7 separate regions of the Mus musculus genome follow, and regions 2, 3, 4, 5, 6 and 7 are each linked to region 1. The links are chromatin loops, found by intact Hi-C in ENCODE. Cell type or tissue: heart. All regions are shown on one strand.

Region 1 (4,000 bases):
CCAGCCTGGTGCCACAAAAAAATGAGTTAAAAGTTCTTGCACCTAATCATGTCCGGACTTTCCCCCAACTAAAATGACCCATTAATTAAAACAACAACGACGACGACAAAGTATTTTAACGTGAAATTACCTAACGTTCCGTTTTTCGTTTACGACCTCCAGAATCCAGTTAAATTACTGACATGATGGAAGGTAGAAACTCCTGGAATGCCTTAGAGATCAACATGTGTCAGACTCTCTGCCTGTCCGCCTTTTAAACACAGTGGATTCCTTTGTTCCTTCAGTCTGAATATCAACTCCTGATTAAAATTTGGAAAGTACTTTGGAAAGGGATAGGAGGGTCTGGGGAATGTTTGCACGCTAGAGGGTTTCTTCTAACAACAATAGTATTAAAGGAGGACAGTGGCACCAGAGAGGAGAGCGGTCTCCCCGGACTTTACCAGGCTCATGCGAGTGAACCCCCTCTCGGATGCTGGGGGAACTGGGCTGAGGCCTCGGGTGCAAGGAGCCTCGCCCTCCCTCGGCAAGCGGGGAGCTCGTGCCCAGCAGGCCGGGCCTGGGGCTCAGTGCTGCCCCTTCTCCGAGTCACTTTTCCCGGCCGGGGATCGGCGAGCACCGCGCAAGGGAGACGGCAGCGATAGGCGGGGAGCAGCGCGGGCGCCACCGAGAGCACCGCTGGGCGGCAGGACCGAGCGGCGCGGCAGCCAGCGCCCGGGGCTCGGGGCCAACGGGGGCAGCTGGGCGGGCGAGCTCGACCGGGGCCCCGCGACCCGGCCACCCGCGTGGGTCCCGGCGCAGAACACCCAGGGCGGCTGCGCCCCTCGCGCCAAGGCTGGCACGGACGAGCCCGCGGCTGGGAACTCCACAACTTGGCGGCTGCGCCGGCCGGGCCCGCGAGTTCCAGGGGAGAGCCGGAGCGGGGCGCGGCGGAGGGCTGTCCCCGGGATCCGTGTTCCCGGAGCTCCCCGCGGGCCTCCCCCGGCCTCCGCCGCCTCCACGGGCCGCGCACCCAGGCCGTGCCCGGGCGGCGCGGCGTCCGCTCCCGCGAGCTCCGCACGGAGCCCGGGCCGCGATTGCCACTCACCGAGGCCGCCGCGGCTCCGGGCCGCCGATCCGCGTCGCTCCCTCCTTCCCAGGTTAGCCGTGCCCTGCGGCCGCGCGAGGCCACGGGCGCTGCGCTCGGGCGGGCTGGGGCCGGCTCGTCCTCCGCCTGCGCCGCGGTCGCCGTCGCCTCCCGAGTTCGGGGCTCTGCTGCAATGTCTGCGAGGCTGACTTTGAGCGCCTCGCTCGCCGCCCGCCCGCCGCAGCCGCGCTCCTCCCTCCGCCGCCGACTTCGCGGCGGCCGGGTCCCTCCCCTCGCTGCTCCACGCCATTCAGCTCTTCAGCCAAGTTTCTTAACCCTTTTCTGCCCCTCCCTCCCATTGTCACCCGGGCCGAGCGCGCACCCGGAGGCTCGGCGGAGCCGGGGAGCCCACCGGGCGTCTGCAGGCCTCCTCGCCGGTGCTCCGGGTGGGGGTCCGGGACTGATCGGCCTTGAAGGCAGAGAGAGGACGCGGTTGGACCCGGAGAAGGAGGGGGTGCTGTGCTTCCCGAGCCGGCGCCCTGGCTTCCCAGCCCCGTCCAGCCAGCCGCCTGGACAGATTCCCCGCTAGGGGCCAGGCGATCGCCCATGTCACCCGTGCCGGGGCAAACGCTGGGGGCACCACAGGGGCGTCGGGGCACCTTAATCCTACCCCAGGTTCCCCAGCCTACGTGCTGGCACCTTAAGTGTCTCCCTTTCTCCCGTTTCACCCCACAAACACGCGTTCTTTTGGCGCCCTTTACCCACCCTCAATTTCCACCTCCTTAAAATCTGTGTCCCGCTCAAATCCCGGAAGCTGCGGCGCTGTATAACTCTAGGTCATTTTGACCCCATGCTCAGCACCTAGTAGGACCCAGTGATAAATATGGCATGATTCCAAGCGGAAAACTGGAAAGGAGACCTGAGGAGTGCACAGCTAGCTCCCTAGACGGACGCAGGACCCAGGAACCTGGTTTCTCTTCTGCTGCTTTGTCACTGCGAAGTCTCCAGCAGGGTCTGCCCGCCAAACTGCACCACCCCCAGGAAGGATCTGACCCAACAGGACTAGGAGATGGGCTGTCACTTCTTTAAAGCAGCTCTTGCTGGGTTCAGAGTCTCAATAAATAACAATTACATCATATAGCCAGGGTGGCAATGCAGGGAAACTTGGGTTTCCTGCAGCCTGGTCTCGCTGAACCCGCCTCTAAATTTGAGGTGGGCTAACAGATTGGTGAGGCGAGAAAGTGGAGGGAGGAGAGAAAAATAAGAAACCATGATCTCTTCCTCGCCTTGTGTTTTCTGCTTTTAAAACCTATTCTCTCTACTCCCTTCATATCTTACTTGTGAAGCCTCCTTTTAACGCTCCCCCTACCCCAGATGTCTCTGTCTCGTTTGTTTTTGACTCTAGTCATGAAAAGAATTACCTGCGGGAAGACTTGTGGTTGCAGAAGTTGTTTTTGTTTGACATTAAAAAAAAAAAAAAAAGGCTAAAGTACATCTTCGATTCACCCTAAACTCTGAAGTGCTATCCCTGCCTTAAAATACTTACTAAGACAATTTTGTGGATGAAGCTTTCTACTCTCATATGTTTTCATATCCTTAAGAATTTCGGTAGCATTTGGAAGCAGTTATTGATGCACACCAAAACCAAAAATTATCCAAGTGACCCAACCGTATTCTTTACTGTTATATAATAGCTCTATAGCTATTTTTCGGATTTTTCAAATGAAAAACGTCTGGGGTATCTTCCCAATCTTTAAAGTAAAGGCAATTTTTCAAATCAATTCTTAATAAAGCTATATTCTAGCACAGTCCTGAGCACATGCAGGAAATATTTTCCTTAATGGCGATGATGGTGCATTTTAAAATACTTATTATCTGTCCTCCTAGTGACTCACCTATGCAATCTGTTGTCATCTAAGGTAGTGTCAATCTCATGTAACAGCATAGCACTCGCATATGCCGCAGTTCAAAATCTGCTTAAAGCAAATTAGTAAAGGCAGCATTAATCCCAGGCATCATTACCTGTCCGGCATCATTTATCCGGGATTGACAAAAAGCAAATAATTGCAAATTAAATGACCAGCATAATTGTAACTTATTAGCTCTTTAGTTTTTTTTTTTTTTGTAAATATTATACAAAGACATTCTAAATGTATCCCAATTTAATGTGCCATTTTTTTAAATTCAATGTCAGTTTTATTAAAAGGCATCGTTGTGGTAGACTATAGCAGATTCAACAAATGCTTTCATTTAGCCAAGGTGGTACTGGCCTGTAATCCCAACTACTGGGAGGCTGAGACAGGAAGTGGGAAGGTGGAGGTCTTCTAGAACGTTTTAGCAAGTGCAAGGATGAAGTTCCAAAAGGAGACCCAGTTTTGTAAAACTGAGATAAGGATGAAGCAAAGAGATACTAATGAGTGTAAGGCAATGGGTTCAAGCCCCTGCAACACACACACACACACACACACACACACACACACACACACACACACCGTATTTCAAGCTTCTCTTACCAGTAGGCAAACATTTCCTTCTCTTTTGATTGGCAGTTTCTTCTCTGGAACACATTGAGAGTCCAGATAGCTTGTCACAATTAATATAAAGGTAAGCTAAGTAATAAATGGCCTGTAGGAGAGTGAAGCTCCCATGGAGGGCTGCAGTGACAGACGTGGAGACAGATATTTGAGCCCACTCAAGTGTCACTCTGAAAAACATTCTCACTTTTTAAGGAGGTTTTAGATCTCCGAGATTGCCCCAGCAAGCTAAATCTCGTTTGTTCTGCTTGCCCAGTATCAGTGCTAAAACTCCAACAGCTATATATTAGACGATATACCAAAGCAGACCACCCCCACCCAATGTAATAAGTAAAATCCTGGACTCTTCTTGATAACACACGTGTGTTGAATGAACTGCATAGCTTATGTAGAATTGCTAATT
Region 2 (4,000 bases), 150 kb after region 1:
GGAGATTGGGATCTGCAGCACAAAGATGAAAAGCCTGCACAAGGAAAACCTACATTTGAAAATGCTTTCCAAATCTGTGGCCCGAGAGTTCTGGTCATTTGATTGTACACTTCATAGCTCATTCATGGGTGGGGTGCTTAGTAATGAGAAGTTCCTGTCTTTGGTTAGTGTATATCATTCATGTCTTCTTTTGGCTCATGTAGGTAGTTATTGATGTACTTTCGTGGAACTAGTCAGGTGCAAGAAAATTATTGTTGTTTAATTCTTCTCTCATAGAATACATCCCAACTGCAGTTTTCCCTGCCTCCATTCCTCCCAGTCCTCTCCCCCACCACCACTACCGAGATCTACTCTGCCACCATTTCCCTTCAGAAAAGACCAGGCATCCCAGGGATGTCAAGAAAACGGAGCTTAACTGTCAATTCAGGCACTAATCCTTGTATTAGGGCTGGGGAAAGCAGCCCAGTAGGAGTAAAAGGGTCCCAAGAGCATAGGAAAGAGTCAGAAACAGCCCCGCCTTCTCCCATTGTTAGCTATCCCACAAAACACCAACCTAACAGCCATAATATACTTGCAGAGCACTTAGCCCAGACCCATGCAGGCTCTGTTACTGTCACTCCCTTCTCTGTGAGCCTCTATGAGCCCTGCTTAGTTAAAGACTCCTATTCTTTATTAATACTCTGGTGATAATCTGGAATTACAAAAATAAAATTTGAAAACATAGTGGCTAATACAACCAAAGGACAGGAAACTTGGTACTTAATATGCTAAGCGATATAGAAGCATTAGAGTCAGGAATTGCATAGAAGGAAAACTATTGCAGACAGAAACCTCATATGTCTCATTGTTTATTTATTCGCCTAATATAGGAAGAAAAAACTGTTTTGCTGGTATTGGATATGAGAAGGGTATCACTGATGTTTATCAGTTCTCAGCACTGGGGCTCTATCTGTAAGTTTAAACTCGTAGCAGGCTTGGTTTTATCTGATAAGTCAAATCGGATGAGTTGCTTAGTATGCAGTTCTCCATTGTGTGTTTGAAGACATCTTCCCCATCTCTCTGTTTCTCTCTGTGGCTTCCATGGGAAATTAAAAGTTAATTTTGTCTTTGCTCTTTTGTCTCTTTCTTTATCAGCGGTGCCTGGGAGGCAGCGTAAAGTATGTTCAAAGTGACCTTCAGTTAACTCATATCATCTTGACACAAGTGAGCCAAGCTCTCTCTACACTGGTAATTTTCATTATTAGCTACAAGAAAAGGAGAGTCTCTCAGTAGGAAAAGACACATCATCCAAAAAAAAAAAATACAAGTATTTTATATATCTTGAGTATGATTGTTCAATGAAGGCTGCAGGGGAGACGAACCAAAGGCAAGATAACGTGCCAAGGAGTCCAAAAATATAAATGAAACTGCTAGCATGTATACGGCCAGGTGATTTACACAAGGTCAGCAACAGGACTTCTGCTCACTACACAGTCAGAACTGGAAACCAGAGTTGCATCCCTTCCCCCTGACTGCATCCTGAGGCTGGTCGAGCCCTTCTAGGGTTAGGCAGCTGTTTTAGGCACAGCACAACCACATGTTACTAAGGCACACTGCTCTTTTACCTCTGACCTATTCATATTTTTCTCCCTGTCAACTAGAGTCAGAAATTGAGACTTCTGGTTGTAAGGGCACAATGTGGCTCAAGCTCAACTTTCCCCCTGTAAACAGGTTTTTATGAGCATACCAACCCGGGGCATATCTAAACCACATGATTGCTTTTGGCATCTGAGCTTCCACCCCGCCCCCCCCCCCTTGCCCTTGCCCATTTTATGGATTAAAGGTTTTGTTTTTCCTGATCATTTTTCTTTGCTGAGGGTCCTTGAAACCTCTGGAAGGACAGACATCTGAAATCCCTTTCCACTTCATAGATATTCTAACAGTGTTTTGCATCCCCCCGTGAAAAACTGATTTCAGATGAATATACTGATTAGAAGTTACTACATTAAACAATGTTAAATCTGCAACTTTCTTATATCTCTCTGCCTAAAGAGATATGGTGATGGCTTTACTGGAGTCTTTCCTCAAAGGTGCTGTGTACAGATCTTAACGGGAATTTACCGAGTAATCACTGTTGGTTCACGGGGCAGGACATCTGAATTCAGCAGAGGACACAGAGCATCAGTCTGTGCCCTTGGGAGTCTTCGTTATAAACATGCCAGCTCAGAGATAGTGACCTCATGCTTCCCAGGCAAAGTCTTCACTCAGTTGTCCTGAAGTCACCTCAAACTCAACACGTCCAAAATAGAACAGCCCTCCTCACACATTCAGAGGGTCACAGCATTCAGTCCCCTGTGTCCTAGCATCAGGAATCTCATTTGTAGGCCAAGGCCAATTAGGTTCTGGTTCTGAACAGTTGACATCTTACATGTCTCTATACTTGCTTTTTTGCAGTCAGGTAGTCACCTCTTTTAGTAGCTTGCCCACTATTTCTTGGAAGTGCACCCTCTCTGTTGTGAGCCACCTTCTCTGTTGCTAAAGGAATCATTTATTACATGTCTGCTCATGTTTCTCACCGTCCAAACAAACTTTCAGTCATTTCCTGTTGCCTGCAGGATCTGAAGCCAAGTGTCTTTGCATTCCTTTGGGTAAGGATTCCTTTTTTTTTTTTTTTTTTCAGGTTTGTCTGACAGTAGAACATTGCTATGACTCGACGAATGCTTCTATTGTCCCCAAATCCTTACATGGGAACCCACTGTCCAATAGGACAATATTTAGAGATGTACTATTGTTAATTATTAAGACAAGAATGCTGTGACCTTACAAATGGGATTAGTACCCTCATCCAACAGGTTCCATTGCTCTTTGTACAATGGAATCAGAGCAAGTGGAAGAATCAGAGAGTGTTCATTAGAGAGTAAATTTGCTCTTTCCTTGATGTTTGATTGCCCAGCCTCCAGAACCATGATGAGGAACAGATTTCTACTGTTTATAAATTACTCAGCTAATACAGTTTGCCATAACAGCCTTAATGAAGAAACAGAATAATGAACTAAGTCCATTGTGTTCAAATGTGCTTTATGCATTTAACCTCTAGGTTATTTTCTTCCTGTTCTTCCCAATACCACTCTCTCCTCTGAAGATCCTCCTAAATTCTCGCTCTCTCAAGGATATAGAATTGGAAATGTAAATGAAGAAAATACCAAATAAAAAAAAAAGTTGAAGTTTGGATTCCCTAGGACCAATCAGTGTGGAAGCCCAGAAAGTTGTTTCTTATTCACATGCCTATTCAATCCGCAGAAGCCAGTAGAGCCGAGAGATAAAAAGATGAGAATAATTGGCCAGTTATCAATGTGCAAAGCGGCTCTACAAAGTAACATCTTCTGAGGACAGAGTCAAGCTGTAAATATGACTCATGCATCAGTTATAGTACAATTACGGGCGAGAAGTAATGGAGAGGGATGGAGATGGAGATGGCGGATTGAAAATCTTTAGTGGTGATCTTTACTTTGCAATTAACCTAAAGCAAGGACCTTTGATAATTGCTAGAGCCCTCAAAATTCAAACTATTGCAGGGGAAGATGAGATTTGGAGAGTAAATTAAGTTTCCAATTTTCTTATCCTTCATGTTGTTCCTTCCAAAATATATTTATCAAAGCACATTTTTTAAGGAGAGGGGTGGGGAGCACCAGTTACACAAGATGCGCTATCCTCTGCCCAAATGAAGAAATTGTTTAAACCCAGTGCATTGTTTCATAAGCAACTCTTCCTAATGCATCCAGGGCCAGGAAGGGCTTAGGTTATTAGTTATGTAACCCTGGGTTCCTCAAACTGCAGTTTTGATCTGAACACAGTTTCAATTAGTAACTTCGTTTCTTTCTTTCTTTTTTTTTTTTTTCTTTGCCTTGAGGTATATTTCGTTCTTAGAATTAAGGGAAACTCAGATAATCACAGCATTTTGGAGTTTCTCCTGTTTGTAAAATAACATATCTGACCCTTGAGAGGCATCTTAACTGCAACT
Region 3 (4,000 bases), 150 kb before region 1:
AGCACTGCTAGAACACAAACAGGCCACGTGCTAAGACCACTGAGATCAAAGAACAGCCGAGTGGACCGCCATCTTACTACGGGCTCTGAGATGAGGAGATAATGAAACGTGGAGGCAAAATGTAACTAGGGAGCCACGTTCTGTGTAGGAACCCTAGATGCAGAGCATCCAGAAAAGAATGGACGTTTTGCATCAGAGCACAGTCAATAAAAAGGAGGAGGAAGAGGAGGTAAACTTCTGTTTTGAGAACAGACAGCTGTGCAGGTCACAGCAAAACATAAGTTTTGTAGATGCAACTTTTAAAAAGACATTAAAGGAAGGGTTGAGAACTTTCTTCCCATTCTGCATAACAACCTTGATCGATGCCCTCATATGTCATGGAAGGAGGTCAGCTAAGTTAGGTAATGGAAGTTCCCCGACCTACTGACCTTCTGTGACTTCAGAGAGTCAACGTTTCCCATTAAATGTCAGATCAATTTTCAATGATTTAAACCTTTTACCCACAAGTTTCTAGCTTCCTGGAAGCTTTGATGAAAAAAAAATTCTTTTCAAACATTATCATTTTTCAAGGATCCAAGGAACTTGGTTTAATTCAACTTCAGTTTTTTAAAGGATATTTTAGTTAATTTTTTGAGAGTAGAACACAGCATATTTTGAATGTGTTCAACATGCTCACCTTCAATTTTCATCATGCAAAACTCAACTAGTTTCTTATAAAGCAGTGCCAGTGTACTTTTTAAAATTTGTGTATAATTTTCAATTTCCATTTATATCTGTGTTTTTATATTAATGAAATAACCTTGTTCTAGGGTTCTTATTCTTAAGTGTTTATGCGTGTTGTGTGTGGGAACGTATGCATGCTTCTCTGTGTGTTAGTATGTGTGTGCTAGTGCCTGTGGGGCCCGAAGCTGATGTCAGGGGTCTTTCTTGGTTGCTTTCCACCATATTCATCAAGGAAAGCAATTTTAATTTAATGCAGAGCTTGCTGACCAGCCTCGTCTGGCTTGCCTGCTTGCTTCAAGTCCCTGTCTTTAGCTTTCTGAGGCTGGAATGACAGTGGGTGGTTGGCCACACACCCAGTGTTTCCATGGATTTTGAGGATCTCAACTTTAGGCTTCAAGCTTATGTGGTAGCTGCTTTAACCACTGAGCCATCTCCTCAGGATTCTTATTAACCAATGAACCATAAAGTATCTTCTGATTTAGTTATTCCCAGAATTACCACTATATTGCAATTATGCATGATAAGGTATTTCTCTCTATAGGTCAAAGAAGGCCGTACTTAATTGATCTTCTATCCCATATGATGTGGAACATTTGGTTGGATAGTCAATAGCTAATATCTTCTCTGAAATAGACAGGATCAAGCTTGAGGGGAAATAAAATGGAAATACATCCATACAGCTACCAAAGCTTTATAGAGAACCTCATGAATTTCCTCTCAGGAAAAAAAAAATGGGTCAGGTCTTTTGATTCTACACAACGAGAATTAAATCCAGTTTTCAAGTGAAGACCTTAAATCATGGAGAAGACCTCTGACACTCACTGAAGCTTCTCTGTGTCATGCCTCTGTCTAGCGCTCCCATAAGCAGGCCTTTATAGGGGATAATTTGTAACTCATTCTTTTATATCTCAGAGGTCACTAAGAGATTCCAGTGTCCAGAGACTGACACATCATTCTCGTGGGCATAATACCTGTTATTCTGTGACTGGTTGAAGGATTATATGGGCCAACAATCGCTGTCCCTGGATACCAACAAATTTCGAGTTGGTATCACTCGATGGTAATCACTCGATGGTAATCACTTGATGGTGTCACTTGTATTAAGTGTGACAAGTTGTAATCTGAAATAACACCTAATTTAGATACTAGTTCAGTTTCAGCACTGCTGGGAAGAAGAAGGAGAGAGAAGATTACAGCTCCTTGCAGAACCAGCCTCCCACTCCCATTGTACCTGCTCTACAATTAGTGGTGTCTTGTCTGCCAACGTTCCATTAAGGACTTTGGGTCCCCTGGCACTTGCCTGGATACTCTACTGAATTTAATCCCCCAAAATGACTTGTTCTTGCCAGCTGGGCATGTCAAACCACAGAAATAATATCAGCCAAATATAGAGGAATCTGTTTTATCTAAACATGTAGCCGAGGCAAACAAGAAGAGGGGCTTCTTGGTGGTGTAAATTTGCACACACACACACCACTGTTAATTATATTTGTGCCAAAATAGACGATATTGCTAATAGGTAAGTACAGAGTAACTGAAGTCCTTTGGCTGCTTTTAAGACAGGATTTGGCTTGCAAGCTGAGCTGGGGCAGTGGCCCTGTCTTAGTCTGAGAGGGCAGGCAGGGAAGTCAGTCAAGGGTACTCACTCAACAGCGAAGTCAGTAAAGGGTACTCATCAGGCTCTGCTCGTCCACTGATCTTGGATGATCGAGACCAGCTTGGCGGCAGGGAGAGGTGTTTAGCTGTTCTTCCCCATGGTCACACTCAAACCTTGCAGTGGGATCCTGGAATCCACTGTAGGGGGATCTTCACTGCAGAAACATTCACAGACTGAAGTATCTAGCCTGGGTTCTCTGGACTGTGCTTAGCTGTTTGTTTCCCCAGTCTTAAATATATAATTTTTTAAGTAAATTTAAAAAGTCATAGTCATGGCCTCAAATGAAGCCACTGGGTATCTGCTTCGTCTAACCCCAACCCCACTCCTCTCTCACGCCTTCATTTCACAAGAGCTAAAGATTTGCCATTGTGATGTAGTTCTTCTCTATAGAAGGTGTCCGATGGCAGAACCCAAGGCTTTATTTTCTTTCTAGGTTTTGATGAAAGAGAACACAAGCCCACAATAAGGGCTGGCTTCCCAAGGATGATCATGCCCTGCTTGGTGACCTTTGACCTCCCCCAAGGGACCATAACGTTAATGCGATTGCACTCTGGACTCTGTACACCAGAAGGCATGAGCTCAAGTTTAGAATCAGTAGATGCGATCTGGGGATGAATATAGCTCCCTGGGCACAGAAGAACAACTAGGTGAGTTTTGCCCACCAGATCCCCCAGTTAGCAGTTATTTACAGCCCACTGGCCTGCAACTTCAATTACCTGACCAGACATATTCACACTAACATAGTCTCTGGCTCAAATTTAAATCACCTGCCATAGGCTGGCTCTCAGGAACAAGTGGGGCAGAGGAATTTAGGGTGGAATGATAGTGTGGGCAGGCATTTGTGCTACAGTGGAGCTGGACAGAGCTGTTAGTAACTCTCACCAGGCAGTTACTCCATTGGGGGCAATGCAGATGGGCCTCTAGTCAGATAGCCATGTATCTTTCTGCACTCACCCTCCACCTCTCTCTGCATCAGGGTCCCACACAACATCGCACAGCCCCACTCGCCATTGTTTCTTGGGAAATCGTCACCAGTCGGATTCCAAATTTGCTTCCTTTCTAAGCTGAGTATTTCGCAGACTTAGAACAACATGGAGAGAGTCTCTTTTTCTCTAGCAAAAGGAGGGCAGAATATTGGAAGGGAGCACATTGGAAGGGACTTCCAACAGATGGGAACGAGAGTGCTGTGGCTTTCTGGAGGCAATAAAGGTGTCAGCAAATAGCAAGACTGGAGAGTGGGCCCCACAGAATGTTCGCTGTCGTACATGCTGCGTGCTGTCCCAGTGCCAGAGTGAGCTGCCTGGCTAAGCCTCTGTATTAACACTGTGTGGCTGGGACAGAGTCACAAGTACTGCTGACTTTGTCAGTATCACATGATCCTGCTGAGTCTCCATCTAACTAAGGAGGTGAATGGCTCTTTGTCATCTCTTTCTCCTGGTCATTGTGTCCCTGTCCCTTGTCCTTCCCTTCCTTATCACCACTCCTTCTTGCATTATAGCCCCCTTTCTGTTCAGATGATTTGTGTGTGTGTGTGTGTGTGTGTGTGTGTGTGTGTGTGTGTGTGTGTGTGATTTGTATGAGGTATCAGTGTAAGCCAGAAGAGGACATTGTCTCTTCTGG
Region 4 (4,000 bases), 59 kb after region 1:
CTCCTACATGTGGACCAGCAGTAGACCTTTAGCTCTAGCTCTAGCACCATGCCTTCCTGTCTGCTACCATGCTCCGCACCATGATAGGCATGGGCTTTCCTAACCCTCTGAACCTGTAATCTGCTACCAATTAAATGTTTTCTTTTATAAATTGTCCGGCTCATCCTGTCTCTTCACAGCGATAGAAAGTAACTAAGACAGCAAGGCATCTAAAAATAATGAGGATCTAAGATGATTTATACAGAAAAATTTAAAAATGGCCTCGAGGAAGTGTTAGCATACAGTAAGTAATAAATGGGAAAGATAACTTTGGGCCAGCGTGATGGAGCAACTGTAATCCCAGCAGTTGAGGCTCAAGTGAAAGGATAGGAGGATGATAAGCCAGCCTGGGCTACGTGGTGAAAACCTGTTCATGACCCCATGGACACACATGACCCCACGGACACACAGGGATGGGAAGATCATCAACAAACTGAGTAATTATGGTGATGACATACTGTGACCTGGAATTCTCTGGAGATTCATAGCCAAATGGAATCAGGAGATGAGGGGTTTCGTATAAACCTTTAGACAGAATTAAATGTATTGAATTACATTTCTATTTTTTCACTGAAATAATAGATTGCTATGCCTTTGATTGTATCACCTCTGGGATTATATGCCTTGGTAATTAAAATGACAAAAGTAATCAGATAATAGAATAGCTAGTTCACACGTAGGATGACCTTAATGATCAAATTGAAGAACAATACACAAAAATCCATTTGTTCGTGGGGCCGTCACTCAACACATATTAATTGGCCACACTGTAATGTATCTGGGCAAGTACTTACAATACAAAATGTCGATTGAACATAGAGTGCTTTTTACAATTTATCCTGCACAAATACCGTAAAAACCTACTGGAAGTGTTAAAAACGAAGACAAATCCCATTCGGAAAATGTCATGACTGAAAAAGCAGATTTAATTGGGAACTGGAAAAAGAAATTGAAAAACAACCAAGTAAGTGAGGAGTTTTATTCAGGGCCATTGTTATTTATCAGTGTTGTTTATTCATGCATGGATGTTGTTGGATGTGGGGAAAGTTGAAGGAAAGACAAACACTTTCTGTTTAATATAAATGGAGGGGGTGGGTGTAAAACAGAGCTTAGTCCCTGGAGTGTTTGTAGGTCATGCTTGAAGCCCTGAGATCTGTCCATAGCACTGAGTAGACTGGACATGGTCGCTCACGCGTAGAATCCCAGAAATCAGAAGGATTGGAAGTTCAAGGCCATCTTCTGATGCATGGTAAGTTCTAAGCCAGGCTGGAACAATGACAACCTGTGCAGAACAAAACAAAACCAAGAAATAGTATGATGGATGGGTCCTGTGTCTTGAATTCCAGCCAGGCAAATAGACAGGACTGAAGTAAATACAGTAATTGATCTATTAAGTATGTGTGTAGAGTCAACAGACATCTTTGAGCATTCCCTATTTTACAACCACTGTCTAGGCACCGGGATTCTAATACAATAAACATATAGTGACCTGTGCTACCTGTGAGGCAGCCACAGATGAAACACGCGGACAGCAAAACAACTAGGAGCAAGCCCTTGGGAGGCGGGCGGGGGTGATACAGGCAGAGGGGTGTCTAAATCAGATGGAGTGAGATGCCGGCTAAATGAGGAAAGAGGCTCAGAAGCCAAGAAGGGAGAGTTGTGTAATTGGTTATCAGCAGTGTCAAATTCTGTACGTAGGTCAGGGAGCATCAGGATGGAGCCTTGCCATTTGGTTTTGGCAGTGAGCATGTTACTGGAGACCTTGGCAGGGCTAGCTTCTGGGAAGTGGCGTGGGTAGGAGCCTCGCTGGATCTGGTTCAGGAGTGTTTTCACGGAGGAACTGAATGCCTCTGGTGCACTCTAGGAGTTGGGAGAGGAAGGGGAGGGAAGCAGTTGTTAGAGGGTGTGTGCATTTGTTGAGGCTCCGGCTAAGTGAGACTCTGTAGGCACCACAATAGTGGATCCCTCCCTGCCCCTGCCGGGTTCTACAATTTTGTGAAAAAACTTAGCTTTCCTTAGCAATAAGGAACTCCCATTTCCATAGGCCATCTCTTTTGTTGAGCCTGTTTGTTCTCTGCTACCTGGCTGTGTGAGTCACTGGAACACTGACCCTGCACTGAAGTCAGCAGATTCTATTTGGAGAGTCTTGGTGATCGTGGGGGAAAGTTGATGAAAATGTTGACAAAAACATTTACTCTCCCTGGTCCCTGAACACCTGTGAGTACTCGGTTTTTTTGTTTTTTTGTTTTTTTCCCATCAACTGATTGTTAGCCTCAGAGCAGGCAAATGCTCTGAGCAAAGTACAGGGAAGTTTCGCCTTCAGGAGCTAAATGTTCACGACACAGGAAGGAGTTATAATACTTTCTATTTTGGTTTTCTCTCATCTGAAAAGACTTATAAAGAGAAAAGTGGCTCTGCAAATGCCAGCCTCAATTAAAATGCTAAATACAAATTGCAGCTTTCCCACCGCTGCCAGAGGGAATGCGTCCAACATGACCAGCCACCTGTTTCCCTTTATACGAGCACAAGATGGGCGGCCACTTCCAGCGTACTCCTCACTGACACCAAATAGCAGCGTGACGATGAATCAAAAGTCATCGGCGGTAGAGATCTACTTACCAAGAAACGACACTCAGCAAGGTCATCTCTGGGAGAGGGCATTTTAGCCGTTAAAGTGGACCAAGGCATGGGGGCGGAGGGGGAGTTTCCCAGGCTTAAAGAAAGCATGGGAGTTTACGTGTTAGGGTTATTAACGTCGACGTTTCCAGCCCGATCAAACATGTATGCCAAACTGGCTGAGGATGTTGGAGCAGAGAGCAATGGCTCGTGGTCTGTGATGACTTAGCTAGACACAGCGAAGGTCGAGGTCGCAGAACCAGAAACTTAAGAATCAGTTATGTAACAGGTTAAAGTTGCAGTCGGCAAGAGAGGCAGTGTGACCTGGGTTCTAATGATAGCTGCATCTTTTTTTTTTTTGTTTTTTGTTTTTTTTTTTTTAACCTATGAGACAAAGTCAGAAAACTTATGTTCTAAGCGGCAATCTCCTAGCCTGTAAAATGCAAATAACGCAAGTGCCGAGTTCAGTGGTATTTTAAGGATGAAATGATGGAAGATATGTCTTAACTCAGAACCAGACAGTGAAACCTTTTATAGATGCTTCATAAGTAATGGCTAAAATTTCCTAGACTTAAGCATCCTCCGTTCCTTATTGATCAGAAAAACACAAAACAAAATAAAACCATTATCATTCAGCTAAAAATATGACAGGAAGCACATCGTGGCACATGCTTATAATCCCAGAATTTGGAAGGCTGAAGCAGGAGGATTTAAGAGAAAGTCATTTTTGCACGCCTTTAATCCCAGCACTCCGGAGGCAGAAGTAGGTGGATTTCTGAGTTCGAGGCCAGCCTGGTCTACAAAGTGAGCTCCAGGACAGCCAGAGCTATACAGAGAAACCCTGTCTCGAAAAACCAAGAGAAAGAGAGAGAGAGAGAGAGAGAGAGAGAGAGAGAGAGAGAGTGAGAACAAGCCATCTTGAGCTACACTACACAGTGAGTGAGACCCTGTGTCAAAAATCAAACAGATAAGAGATGTGCATGACAGAGGGTATGAAAAATAAATATAATAAACAGCTTGTTGTGAAAATCTTACCTTTTTTCATTTATATTTTATTTATTCTGAGTGTAGAGCTGGAGGACACATTTGTCATAGACAGCATGCGTGTAGAGGTCAGGAGACAACTTCGTGGAGTTGGTTTCCTCCTACTCCCGGCCTCTGGAGATTAAACCCAACTTGCCAAGCTTGCGACTTTACCTTCTGAGCCACCTCGATAAGACAACCTAGTGTGACCTTTTTTTTAAAAACAATGCTGATACTCCTAAGAGAAAGATAGAGAGAGCATCATAAAACTCAATTTAAATCTGAAGAGATTGAAGCAAGAACATTTTAATTGGCAACTAGA
Region 5 (4,000 bases), 170 kb after region 1:
TCTCGCTCTGGTGGAATGCACACTTCTTCGCTCCACAAAGTGGCTTTGATTTATGGCGAAACGTTTGATAAAGATCTTCTCCTTTTGGGAAAGTGTGGGTGGTGGTGCTGTAGAACCAAAGGACAAGCAGATAAGTCACACGAAGCAGTGGGTCCCTCTTGGCTGCCCCAGTTCAGCCCGGTGAGACATGGCACAGTTTGTCTTTATATTTGCCTATGGGGAATTCTACAGATCTTTGTAAAGAGGAGTGTTTTAGGGGCAACATGAACATCTGATGCCATCTAAGAAGCAGAATCTCTATACAAATTTAGACTTCACTAAAATAACCAGGTTTCTTGTGGTCTGATTTACGGGCTTTTAAAAAATCAACCCGGGACATGTAGTTTATTAGTGTGCTTGACAGAACAGAATCTTAGCAGGTAGTGACATGGGCACGTGGCATGTGTTTTGAAAACCCAGTCTACTTTAGGATTCAGACTCTGAAGATATTTGTTCAGAGGCCTTTGCGTCTTCAAGTACAAGGTACCTGAGCCAGAAACAGCCAAATCGGGCTGATGTACAGTTGTTAGGTAGACTTTTCGTGTTTATCAGTTGTGATAAAAAATACAGGGGCCATGTCCTTCAAGTAATTTTGACCTTCAATCCCCCCTCAGCTCCTTGTCGGGTTTATAACTGGGTTGTGTTCCTTCAGACCAAACAGTGGGTATAATGTTCAATTTAACAGAGTTGGGAGCAAGATGCTTATCTCTTCTGCATTTCCAACCACGCATGCTCGTTCCAAGAACAAAGTACAGAATGTTTTACAGTATTGGATCACACAAACCTTTTCGTCTTGTTTGCTTCCTTAGCCTACCATAAAATGCGACCTTCTTGCCTTTTAGTCCACAAAGTAACAATGGAACTGGTACCAGCACCTTGATAGAATAATGTGTCTTTGAGTTAAAGCTGATAATAATGCCCGCTATGTGCTTGAGCCAACTACCTCTTTTTGTAACATGTAAGAGTCTTCAGGATTTGACTTCTCTCAATTGTTATAGGAGTTGTTTATAAATTTCCAGTCTATGATTGTTAAGGTTCATTATACAAATCAATTGTCTACATGGCTAAGGGATGCAGTTAAGAATTCGGATGCCTATTCTCAGTTTATGAATAACATCATTCTTTTACGAACAGTACTTTTCGACACATGGGGGTTGATTGAAGTGATTGTTCAGGTTTCAGGTTTTGAAATGAATAAGAATGGCTGTGTAACAACACACCAAAAATGGCAGGAAATAGCCTCTTAACCTATCTGTGGCACATCATACATGACTTCTTGGTTGGCAATCAGAGTAGTAATATGTAAACAATTCAAGGAACGGGAACTACCAAAATCAGAAAGGTAAACAGAAGCGGTAGACTAGAACTCCATAGGTGTATGCGAAGGGCCGACGGAACTCTAACATAAGTCACATTTTACTAAATCTGTAAGGACAGATGTCATAGCAGTTGCTGGAAATCTTTCTGTGGTTTCCAGGATGCCAGGATGTGTTTGCATCCATTTTTTCCCCCCAAGCACCTACAGTATTGTGCAATCTCTCGTCAGCAATGACTAACTTCTATCTATTAGGCTGCGTCTTGAGGCTGACTCAGGTCCAGTTCTCCTGAAAGGGTTTCAACGGAGAGGCATGTGGAAATCATATGCAAAGAGGTTTCTCCAGGCAGGACAGAGCAGAGCCTCAGGAAGGTCACAAAGGTCAAGCTGATTACCTCCCCCAGCTCTGGCAAGCTCAGGGCTCAGCTGGGTTACCCAAGTTCACAAGGAGCTATTGACATTCAGCAGCTCGGCTCTCTCTCTCATTACCAGATCAGCAGGGAACTGTCTGGGCCTCCGGTTAACTCTTCGGTGTCCTGGTTCAAGATTTCTGCAAGGCCTGAGCCAGAAACCGGTAGCTCAGTCTCTTCATGATTGCTGTTCAAGAAGTGACCCTTTACATCACTGTCTGACTCAGTTTTCTAGGTGGAAACAGTCCACATCATCGTTTCAAAGGCGCTAGATAAAACACGAGTAAATACATTTGTTTCATGTTTATTCATGCTGCTGTCTAAGTTTATTTCTAAAATGAAAGTCCAGGGAAATATTTAATCTTCCCACTAATAAAACAACAACAACAACAACAACAACAAACAGGTCCTACTTAGTCCTGAATAAATTAAGTCACTTTTGTTGTTGTGTTTGTTTGTTTGTTTGTTTGTTTTTCTATCCTCTTCTTTTTAAAAAATAGCAGTCTTGCCATTCCTTGTCATTTAGAGGTGTGTGTTTGCTCGTTAGCTAAGTTCGTTAGCTAGACAGGAAGTCCAGGCTCAGGGAGGAACAGTATCCAGTGTGAGGTCACAGACACAGGTATTTGTGCAGTAAGCCTGTTGCTTCAGGCTTCCCTTTCCTGCTGACATATTAGGATCTTCTAGAAGTGACTTAACCTGTCTGCCTCCATAACAGTTTTTTTTTTTTTTTTTTTTTTTTTTTTTTGTAAATTGAGAATAATATTTGATGAGTCCACAAAGCTCGTCGCTATGGTAGCGACCCGAGGGCTGACTCACTGTTAAATCTCAGAGACACTATAGTTTAACTGTAATTGCAAGTCTGCCCCTGTTTAGTATTCAACTGACCCCAGAGTACAAATTAGGCCTAATCCTCTCTTCTCTTATGCTTTGACAAACGAGGGCGTGAACTGTTCACAAGTTAGGCCAACTTCTCTTTAGCTCCTGTGTGTGTGTGTATTCATGTATCATTTTATATTTAATATATTAAAGTGTTAAGTATTAAAGTATAATATAACATTTAAGGGCTGAGGACTTGTGCGACAAAGCCTTACCCTTAAAGGAACTTAAGTGTTTTTCCAGAAGATAAGGGAGTTATGAGTAATATGGTCAATTCTGAAAATCCAAATGTTTAATTCAGAGCCCTCTTGGACTTTGGAGTTGTTACCCACTTTAATTTCCAGCTCTGTTCAGTGACTAAGCTAACTGCCAAAAGCAAAGACGACTCATAAAGACTCTCTCTTGTGACTTTGATCACAAAGGCAAACAGAAAGCCTCTGATCTACCTGGTTGGACAAACCGGCCATTCTCCTTATTAGGTCTTCAGATCAGTGCCAGTGGAATGCATTGGGGAATGCTAGCTTAGCATCGTCTTAGCAATGTTTAGCTCTGTCTGACCATGTTTCCTCCGTCCCAATTTTAATCCCTTCCTCTTTCCTAACTTCCACCTCTGGGATTTTTTAAATTGAGTTTGCTGACACTAACTTCTCTCCCCAAACACTCCATTTTGACTTCCTTTGTGCTGGGGATGGATTGGTCATTTGCTCAGGTAGCAGGCTCCCAGTCTCTGAGTCATCTTTGATTTTTTTTTTTCCCTTTGTTATGACATGCACACTTTTCTTTATATATCTCATCCACTCTGTGTTCAGCCTGGGCCTCATTTCCCTGTATTATCTTTTTCTTAAAATTGATCTATTTAAGCTCTCTCTCTCTCTCTCTCTCTCCCTCTCTCTCTCTCTCTCTCTCTCTCTCTCATTTCTCCATGATACTCTCAGAGATCACTGGCTAAAATTTGAACTAAAGAGGGTTACATTTTCACAGCAATATTCTGGCTCTAACATTCACATGGCATCCTTCTGACTATGCTATTTTACTGTTTTCTAGAACCTTTCTAAGTTGTTCCTCCTCCTCCTCCTCCTCCCCTCCCCTCCCCCTCTCCCCTTCTTCTCCATGTACTCTACATATTCTCTGTGTGGATGCCCCTGAATATATGTGTTTGCTTGTCTACAGTTAGTATTCTATAATTCTTCAAGAATGGGTTCATAGGTACCTGTAGCTGCCACAGATTCATTTTATAAATAACCTGTCATGGGATTTGTAATTTTTAAGAATGACTTTTCTTAGGGCACCAGCATCTATCAGCAGCACCATAGCTGCCTGTGTTACTTCTAAGTCCTAGAAAGAGAGAGGAGACTGTTTT
Region 6 (4,000 bases), 530 kb after region 1:
TTCTCACAGCTTTTTCCATCTAATAATGTATTTTCTAATCTTCAGTATGCCTTGGATTTTCTCTCAGAAGATGGAAGCTTAAAAAAAAGGTTAAAGACGGAAGACAATACTCAAGTTCGGATGCAAGTGTTTGTTTACTTGCTATTATTATTACTGCTCACTCTTCTCGGCTAGCTTTACACCTCTCATCCTCCTGCTTCCGGAACCTTCCAAGTGTTGGGACTGCAGCTGTGAGCCACTCTATCTGTTTGCATAAGAATTTGAAATTGTCACAATCCCTAACATTAACACAAAAAGCTCAGAGGTTTGTTGGATCGGTATTGTTCCAGGCAATTCTAAGAGAGCTCAAATCCAGGGAATTTAAACCAGACTTTAATATCCAGAGTTCTTTGCAAGCTTCTTTAAAATTCTCCAACCATGAAAGAAAGCAACCTGAAATAGGGCTTACTATGTGATAAGCACGTGAATGCATTTGTTTAGCTTCTACAAGTGTGGACGTCACGATGTATGAAGATGATGTAGAGGGGCTCCTGAGATGGCTCAGCCAGTATCGTGCTTTCTGCACAAGCACAGGGGCCCAAGTATGGATCCTCAGCACAGACATAAAACCCAGGCCCGACTGGCATATGTCTGTGCGTAACCCCAGTGCTGGCGAGGCCATGACGGGAGGCTCTGAGCTGCTGCTGCTGCTGCTGGCAGCCAGTAGAGCTCAGTTTCTGAGCCCCGGGTTCACAGAGACCGTGCTTCGAAAAACCAGGGGTGGAGAAACAACATTGAGAACAACATTGGGCATTGACCTCTGGTCTCTACATGCTCAGGCGCGCGCACACACAAACACACACACACACACACACACACACACACACATGTATTTACACACAAGTTTAAGGAATGGAAACTTAACCACTGGGAGGTCATGACTCTTCTTTGGACCCATCCTGTGATGATGTCCACTCACACTGTCAGGCATGTCTTAGAGCTATGGGGTGAGGTATTTGGGCAAGCTTCGTCATGCCTTTTTTGCAACATTTTTTATTTATTTATTTTTTAGGTATCCTCCTCATCTGCCCTTTGCACTTCTTTTTCTCTGTCCTTCTTTAAAGTCAAAGCCTAACCTTCCCATTTAAACTCTTTCACGTTTGCCAACGTTCTTAATCTAACCATCAACCTACTTTATTATTAGTTAGTGCCGATTAAGAAATAGCTAGCCTATATCATTTACAAATAACATCTGATTTACAACATTGTACGGTTATGCCATATTGTTATTGTATTTACAGATTTAAAAAATAAAAACTTAAAGACATATAGCAATGTGCCTAAAATCAATTTGGTGCAGGCTGAAGGAAAGTAGCCAATCCCATAAAAACATCTAAGCCCCAGGAAGCAAAGCAAAATGTCTCCGAGATCAGGCGGTGGAATTTAGCTATTTAATTATTCACGTCATAGCTTTGATCATTTATCTTTGTTTTTTTAATGTCACTTCAACTTTCTCCAAGAAATTGTTCCACACAGAGGAAAAGGAAAAGGAAAAGAAAGAAAAAAAAAAAAAAAAAAAAAATCACTGTAGATTTCACGGACTACGATTGCCATCTTGTGTCCAAGAGTGGTAGTACATGGGAGGGGAAAGTTTTGTTTTGTTAATTACTGTAAACAGGAGTCAACATCTAGTCCATACATGGATTGAATTCAGCCCTCTATGTGCGACCAAAAAAAAAAAAAAAAAAAAAGGAATGTTAAACGTTAGTATTGGAGGCTTTAAAATTTTTTAAGACATGAAAAGAAGTTGAACACAGCAATTATGAATTTCGTATTAATTTCCATATATGGCTTGTTTGTTGCTGTTTTTTGTTAGTTTTTAGGTTTTTAGAACACTTTGTAGTTACCACTGAGAATTCAGCATAGAGCCTGATATCTGTTATGTGCATTGAGCAAAATTGAGGTGTTGCGTCTTTGTGGTCCGAGTGTTCCTCCCTGATACGAGGCATTTTGAAACCTTCTTGCAGGTAGATGAATGTACACATTTGATTTTACTTCTTTCTTGTCTAAGTTGTTCTCATTTCTATGTCCCTTAGAACTTTTTTTTCTTTGTTGACTTATTTAAATCCCACTGTTGCAGAAGTCAGCTGTCCATGCTGAAGAGCAGAAATCAGAGGTTTTGGATTCAAAACTACCTCAAACCATGATGTTAGAAGAGACATGAAGGCCCACGAAGAGACAAGTCCTTCTAGTCAAGAGAGTAGGTCTTACTGATCTTGATGAAAGTCCAAAGTTCCCAATCTAATCACTAACACCTTCGATTATTAGAAGTAGTATTGATTAAGAATTGCTTATCCAATATCTCTTACAAATATCCTCTTATTTACAGCATTATATGGTTACGTCAGTGTCAGTTGGACTGGGTTAATCCCTTGGCCAAGGGACCACTGCTGGGAAAGAGGAAGGCCCTAGAAGCTAGGCTCCCCAGTTGAAGGGATACATGAGATAATTATTCTTTTAATAGGATAGTGTAATTTCCTTGAGCTTATGTAGGACATTTCACATAGTAACTATATCCCTCCATATATGCAAAATCTTGGGAGCGACGTTAACATCATCGGGTTTGATTGTGCTTAGAGAACTTTCAGCCAGCCCCAAGCTGGAGAATCTGCGGTTGCTTGCCTCCTAAGACACAGCAAGGCACTGCATTGCACATTCCTGGGTTTTGCGTGTGCATTTTTGTCAGGTAGTTTCTGTATAACATTTCATGCTGAAATAGTTACAAAACTGTTACTGGTACAGAGGAGGAGGCTAACGTTCCCCCATGGTATAATTCGCTAAGGGTTGGGCAGCGTCACAACAGGACTCGGATGCTAACTTTCTTTCTTTCTTTTTTTTTTTTGGATAATATTTTTTAATTAGGTATTTATTTCATTTAAATTTCCAATGCTATCCCAAAAGTCCCCCACACGCTCCCCTACCCACTCCCCTACCCACCCACTCACATTTTTTGGCCCTGGCGTTCCCCTGTACTGGGGCATATAAAGTTTGCAAGACCAATGGGCCTCTCTTTCCAGTGATGGCCAACTAGGCCATCTTCTGATACATATGCAGCCAGAGACAAGAGCTCCAGGGGGTACTGGGTAGTTCATATTGTTGTTTCACCTATAGGGTTGCAAATCCCTTCAGCTCCTTGGTTACTTTCTCTAGCTCCTCCATTAGGGGCCCTGTGATCCATCCAATAGCTGACTGTGAGCATCCACTTCTGTGTTTGCTAGGCCCCGGCATAGGAACTCTCAATTCTGAATATCTATGCTCCAAATGCAAGGGCAGCCACATTCATTAAAGACACTTTAGTAAAGCTCAAAGCACACATTGCACCTCACACAGTAATAATGGGAGACTTCAACACACCACTTTCACCAATGGACAGATCATGGAAACAGAAACTAAACAGGGACACAGTGAAACTAACAGAAGTCATGATGCTTAACTTTCTTCTCCTTCAATGCGGCACCCAGGAAAGCAGATGACATCTTCCTTCCAGGAAGCTTCCCCCGTTAGAGAGAAGCCACCGTTCAGACCGTTTTTAGAGGCACACTGCCTTTGAAGTCCAGTGCTGGCGTCTCACCTTTAAACCGCTAAAGAGATGAACTACTATTTATGAAAGCAATTCTAATTAGACTCTCCTCTCCTTTTGCACACTGCCTGTCAGCCTCTTCCACTACTTCACTGCTTCAAAGCAGAAGAGTAAAGAGGAGGCAAAGGAAGAGAATTCTACAGGAAAGAAGATACAGGTTCATCTATGGGAAGGATCATGGATACCAAGTGGCTTCAATCGGCTTTTCTCTTACAACCTGACTTGGGATTGGCACTGCAATGTGCCCTGTCGTGGAATACTTATTAAGACATCAAAGGCGACAACCACTAAAGGGTCTAAGTTACAGTTCCCCATGTTTGGTTCTTCTCTATCTTTATGTCCTAGTACTACAATAGTACTAATAAAGAAAACCTCTCTGAT
Region 7 (4,000 bases), 250 kb after region 1:
ATGAGAGGAAAGCACAAGAGTGCATGCGGTACAATTGTTTCTGAAGAAGTCTGCGAAGAGCTAGGACCTCACAATCCACACTTTTCACTGTCTGCTGAAGCAACACTATCAGAGCAGAGATGGGGCAGGGTGTTGAGCAGCCTTCCTCTGGGGACTTGTGGGGTCCTCTTGCTCTACTGCCCATGTGTATGTTCATTGGCTGGTGGTATGATAAAAGATCATTAGACTTCCAACACAGGTCTGAGCAGTGGTGACTGCTAGCCAGCTCCACCATTAGGAGAACTAGCAGAATGTCTTCATTACCAGCAGCAGAGCAGAATCAGAGACACATGGTAAGCAGGTCAGAAAGTCACGTCCAGACAGAGTGGTTTAAAACAATTGCAGAGCCATACTATGGGAATTTAAAACAAAACCAAAAGCCCAAAACTAACTCTCTAGAGGGAGACATTCAGACAAGCCAACAGTATCTTTGAAGCCAGCTCAGGTATATATGATGTTCTTTATAAGAACTAATGAGAGACTTGAGTTAGGCTACAGACCTTGCACTTATATTACAATGGATCCATCCAGGAGCCAAAGAAGACAGCACACACCCTCTTCTCTAGAATCAAGACTTATAAGCAAGGTTCCAGATTGGAGAAATTTGTTCCTATCTCCCCTTGAACTCAATTTGTCCCTTGTCTAGGTTTACAGGGTACACTGTTATGGTGGTCCGTGCGATTAGGTGCTACTTTTAGTCTGTGGACCCCTTCTGGGAGGGTAAAACTATCCATCGCCTCTTCGCAGTCTAGTATTTAGCAAATAATACAAATAAATTTTAGTTGAGAGAGGGAGGAACCCAGAACCATGGTTTCCACCCATTTAGGGAGACCAAAGTATCTCCAAACTATGTGCTTGTAAAGATTTTCTCAAAGCAGTCGGAAGGAGAAGTAGAAAGTGCCTCTCTGTTTCTAGAATGAAGATTTTTTTTTGAAACTCAAAACCAATAGTAAAGGGGCTCCAAAATTTTAAAATCTTGCTGTGTTCCAATCCTTACAGAAAACCGGCAAGAAACTCAAAGTGGATCCAAGCATTAGGAATTTAGGAGCTGGCTTCCAAATTACATGCACCAAGCGTTCTGGAGGAAGCGCATAGAAACGACAATTAGCGTGAAGCAGAGCACTGATGGGAGCCAAGCAAGAAAACAGAAGAGGAGGAAATGAAGAGAGCGGTAATGAACAAGAAAAACACAGACAGGAGCAGGCAAGTCTGGCCCTGAAAATGAAGGAGGGGGGAGGCGCCATTTCCCCTCGGATTACTTTAGCATCCCAGGCCCCTCTTTTAACTATGGAATGAATCATGTCTAAGGTATTTCAGCCAGGCAGAGGCCAAACCTCCTCCATAGCTTCTATCTTCCCCAAATGCCCCCAGGGGCATTGGATTCCCACTGAAGCCCTGTCTTAAAACAGTTTTGCCTTCCAGATGCCGGCTACACAGCTAGTGATGTTGATGTCGTTTATCAACGTGGAATGAGACCCATTTCAGTGCTCACATCACAGTTAGCATTGCTGACTTTGAGGTTTTAACATATTTTTGAAGCTTTGTTCTATATCAACCTTGGTTGGGGCAGTAATTTGACTTTCTGAGAATATAAAGCCCAGCGAGTAATTATTGATGTCCAATTATTGGTTACCTATTTGCTACTGTACTTCTCATTTTTTTTTCATCTTATTCTCTCCATGTGTTCTGAACAGGTTGCATACACACGGGGTTTTTGTTGCTGCTGTTTATGATGGACTGGTTGCTAAATGTGGAGGAGATGAACAATATTCTTAAGGAACCCAAATTCCTTAATTAATTACTTAAAAGTAAGTTTAAAGTGGAATCCACCAAATAATGTCCACACTTCTGGCTACCAAGACTTCCAAACTGCACAAAGTTGCAAGTAAATCAATTCATGTGTGAGATAACGTGCACATGCCTAACATATCTTAAAACTTATTTTGTACAGACATATGCAATCCAAACCTCCTTTGTTTATAGTGCTCTTCTCATACACGTATATTTGCTTATAGCAATTAAAATTCAAACATGTGATTAGAAGCTGCTTTTCTTGATTCAAAGTCTGAACTATTTTCTTTTAGAATGTTTGCTATGAGTTTATATATTTATGTGGGTATTTAATATAAGACGCTATATTTAAGTTGATAGTATGTTATGCAATGAATATTCTCAGAATAAAGGAAATTTACTAAAAGAAATTCTGCTTAATTTTTTAAAAGGAATGGCTTTATGCTGTCACTCAAGCTAGTTCTGGTTTTGAAGTGATTTGCCTCAGATTCATGAATTCTGGGACTACAGCATGACCTACCATAACTGACTTCTGTCTTGTAACCCAAAACATTTTGACGATGAGGACTAATCTAATGCTTCTATATTTTTTTGCCCACATTATTCATTTTCATTTCCCAGAAGCTAACTTATTCAGGGAAAACATAGGCAAAACCATTGAGAATGGTGTAGGGATAAGGCTTACTCAGTTTTTGAATCCCATGTTGTTGATGTTTGAATCAACTTTAGCAATCCACTCTTATTCTTGACAGAGCTGCTACATGGGGTCTGGTTGAATCATTGAAACAAAAGTGACAAATGATACCAGGTCTAGGAAGCTTCAGTTTTGCTCCTAACTGCAGTCCCCTCCTGTAGCCAATATACATAGATAATTATGTGAGAATTGACTAAAAGCCTTGTCTCATTAGACCACATTCAACTGAAAGTATTTTCTTAGTGGTGGTGTTTTGTCAAAGTTCCTTAAAAGGTGATAGGGGAATGAAAGTCACTTCAGGGAACAATGAGAGAAATGAAGGCTCTCTTTGATCACAGTTCATAATTGAAGGTTATTTCCATTTTCTAGGTAGTTATTTTAGCAATTAAATCTACTCAAAATTTTTGCCTCTAAAAAAAATTAATTGTATGTTGAAAAAGTAAACTGGGATAGTGTACTCAGTAGAGGTGAAAGGAGGTCGTTGAAAATGTTATTTCAGCAGCATTGGATTTGTTATTATTGGCGGAAAAGTTTAAGATATTAAAAGGTATAAGATGTCCAAAATACATTCTGTACAAAAATATTATTTGATTTTATTATTAAAAATTATCCCAATGCATGCTTATTGTCAACAACTGCTAATTTAGATTGCATTCTATAATGTGATATCAATCTGTGCATCTATGCCTCACAGTCCCTTGGTTTAATGACTAGATTTATAAATGTTGTCAGAGTTCTGGCTGTATTTCACATTTTACAGCAGCTACCTTGAAGTATATCTCAATTTCTGTTGACGGTATACATCTGAAATATATAATTTGGTGAGTTGCCCCAGCATTCACCAATGAGCTACTTATTTGGTTTCTCAGTCTCTTTCAAAATATTTTTTCTTGGTTTACAACACCATGCATGTATGAAAAGAACTTTAGTTTCATTCACCACCTTTTCCTTTATCTTATCCCCCTTTCTTATTGGAACTTTTTTGCCCAGCAAGTCCCTTCATGCTTTCCTGTGTGTGTGTATATGTGTGTGTGTGTGTGTGTGTGTGTGTGTGTGTGTGTGTGTGTGTGTGTGTGTTGGGAGGGAGTATAACAATCCTTCCAGAAGCCAGAGGTTGCTAAATAAAAACCACAGGGACAGGTATTGGATACCACCTTTTCATTTGTAAGTGAGAGGCATCTCAGAGACCCTCAAATTAAGACACCCTGTTGATATTACTCATTGTAGCCCACCAGAACTTCATGGTAAAGCAGCAGTGCTTACAATTGCCAGCATTTTCCTGGATATTTTGAAGTTTCTAAAAGATGTTTCCAAGTTCACTAAGTCTTCTCTTTTGTAGCACTGGGACTGATGTATGTTCTGTCTACCCTGGTCTTCTTCTTCCTTCCTTCCTCTCTTCCTCTCTTCCTCTCTTCCTCTCTTCCTCTCTTCCTCTCTTCCTCTCTTCTTTCCTCCCTCCATCCCTCCCTCCCTTAC

The links. Peaks named below come from ENCODE experiments on the same cell type or tissue, not always from the same donor. Only the 100,000 strongest peaks of a DNase experiment are listed, where the experiment ranks them.
Region 2: it touches region 1 in a loop (2.2-fold over the local background); 6 of 42 quality-filtered maps call a loop at or near these places.
Region 3: a loop joins it to region 1, with 2.1 times the contacts of the local background. A loop is called at or near these places in 4 of 42 quality-filtered maps.
Region 4: a loop joins it to region 1, with 4 times the contacts of the local background. A loop is called at or near these places in 9 of 42 quality-filtered maps.
Region 5: it touches region 1 in a loop (2.4-fold over the local background); 11 of 42 quality-filtered maps call a loop at or near these places.
Region 6: a loop joins it to region 1, with 3 times the contacts of the local background. A loop is called at or near these places in 3 of 42 quality-filtered maps.
Region 7: it touches region 1 in a loop (2.6-fold over the local background); 2 of 42 quality-filtered maps call a loop at or near these places.

Annotation. Positions count from the first base shown.
Region 1 is chr16:76,371,788-76,375,787 of GRCm38, forward strand. Nrip1 (nuclear receptor interacting protein 1) reads right to left here and starts at 1,262. Exons shown (of 4, transcript NM_173440.3): 1 at 1,085-1,262. In heart, CTCF peaks have their summits at 614 and 1,654; DNase peaks (open chromatin) are centred at 704, 1,444 and 1,974; H3K4me3 peaks cover 2,541 bases; H3K27ac peaks cover 2,493 bases.
Region 2 is chr16:76,523,536-76,527,535 of GRCm38, forward strand. No RefSeq gene overlaps it. Among named protein-coding and RNA genes, the nearest start is that of Gm30726, 23 kb to the right of the region's middle. In heart, no CTCF peak of the experiment used is centred here; a DNase peak (open chromatin) is centred at 2,236.
Region 3 is chr16:76,220,258-76,224,257 of GRCm38, forward strand. All of the region lies in intron 2 of Gm30507 (a long non-coding RNA gene), which reads right to left. Among named protein-coding and RNA genes, the nearest start is that of Gm30507, 27 kb to the right of the region's middle. In heart, no CTCF peak of the experiment used is centred here; no DNase peak of the experiment used is centred here.
Region 4 is chr16:76,430,755-76,434,754 of GRCm38, forward strand. Gm52253 (a long non-coding RNA gene) reads left to right here and starts at 2,057. Exons shown (of 3, transcript XR_003951937.1): 1 at 2,057-2,256; 2 at 2,498-2,679. In heart, no CTCF peak of the experiment used is centred here; a DNase peak (open chromatin) is centred at 1,757.
Region 5 is chr16:76,538,148-76,542,147 of GRCm38, forward strand. No RefSeq gene overlaps it. Among named protein-coding and RNA genes, the nearest start is that of Gm30726, 8.6 kb to the right of the region's middle. In heart, no CTCF peak of the experiment used is centred here; a DNase peak (open chromatin) is centred at 1,744; H3K27ac peaks cover 995 bases.
Region 6 is chr16:76,897,722-76,901,721 of GRCm38, forward strand. No RefSeq gene overlaps it. Among named protein-coding and RNA genes, the nearest start is that of 1700041M19Rik, 110 kb to the right of the region's middle. In heart, CTCF peaks have their summits at 1,613 (motif pointing left) and 1,829; no DNase peak of the experiment used is centred here.
Region 7 is chr16:76,620,634-76,624,633 of GRCm38, forward strand. No RefSeq gene overlaps it. Among named protein-coding and RNA genes, the nearest start is that of Gm30726, 74 kb to the left of the region's middle. In heart, no CTCF peak of the experiment used is centred here; no DNase peak of the experiment used is centred here.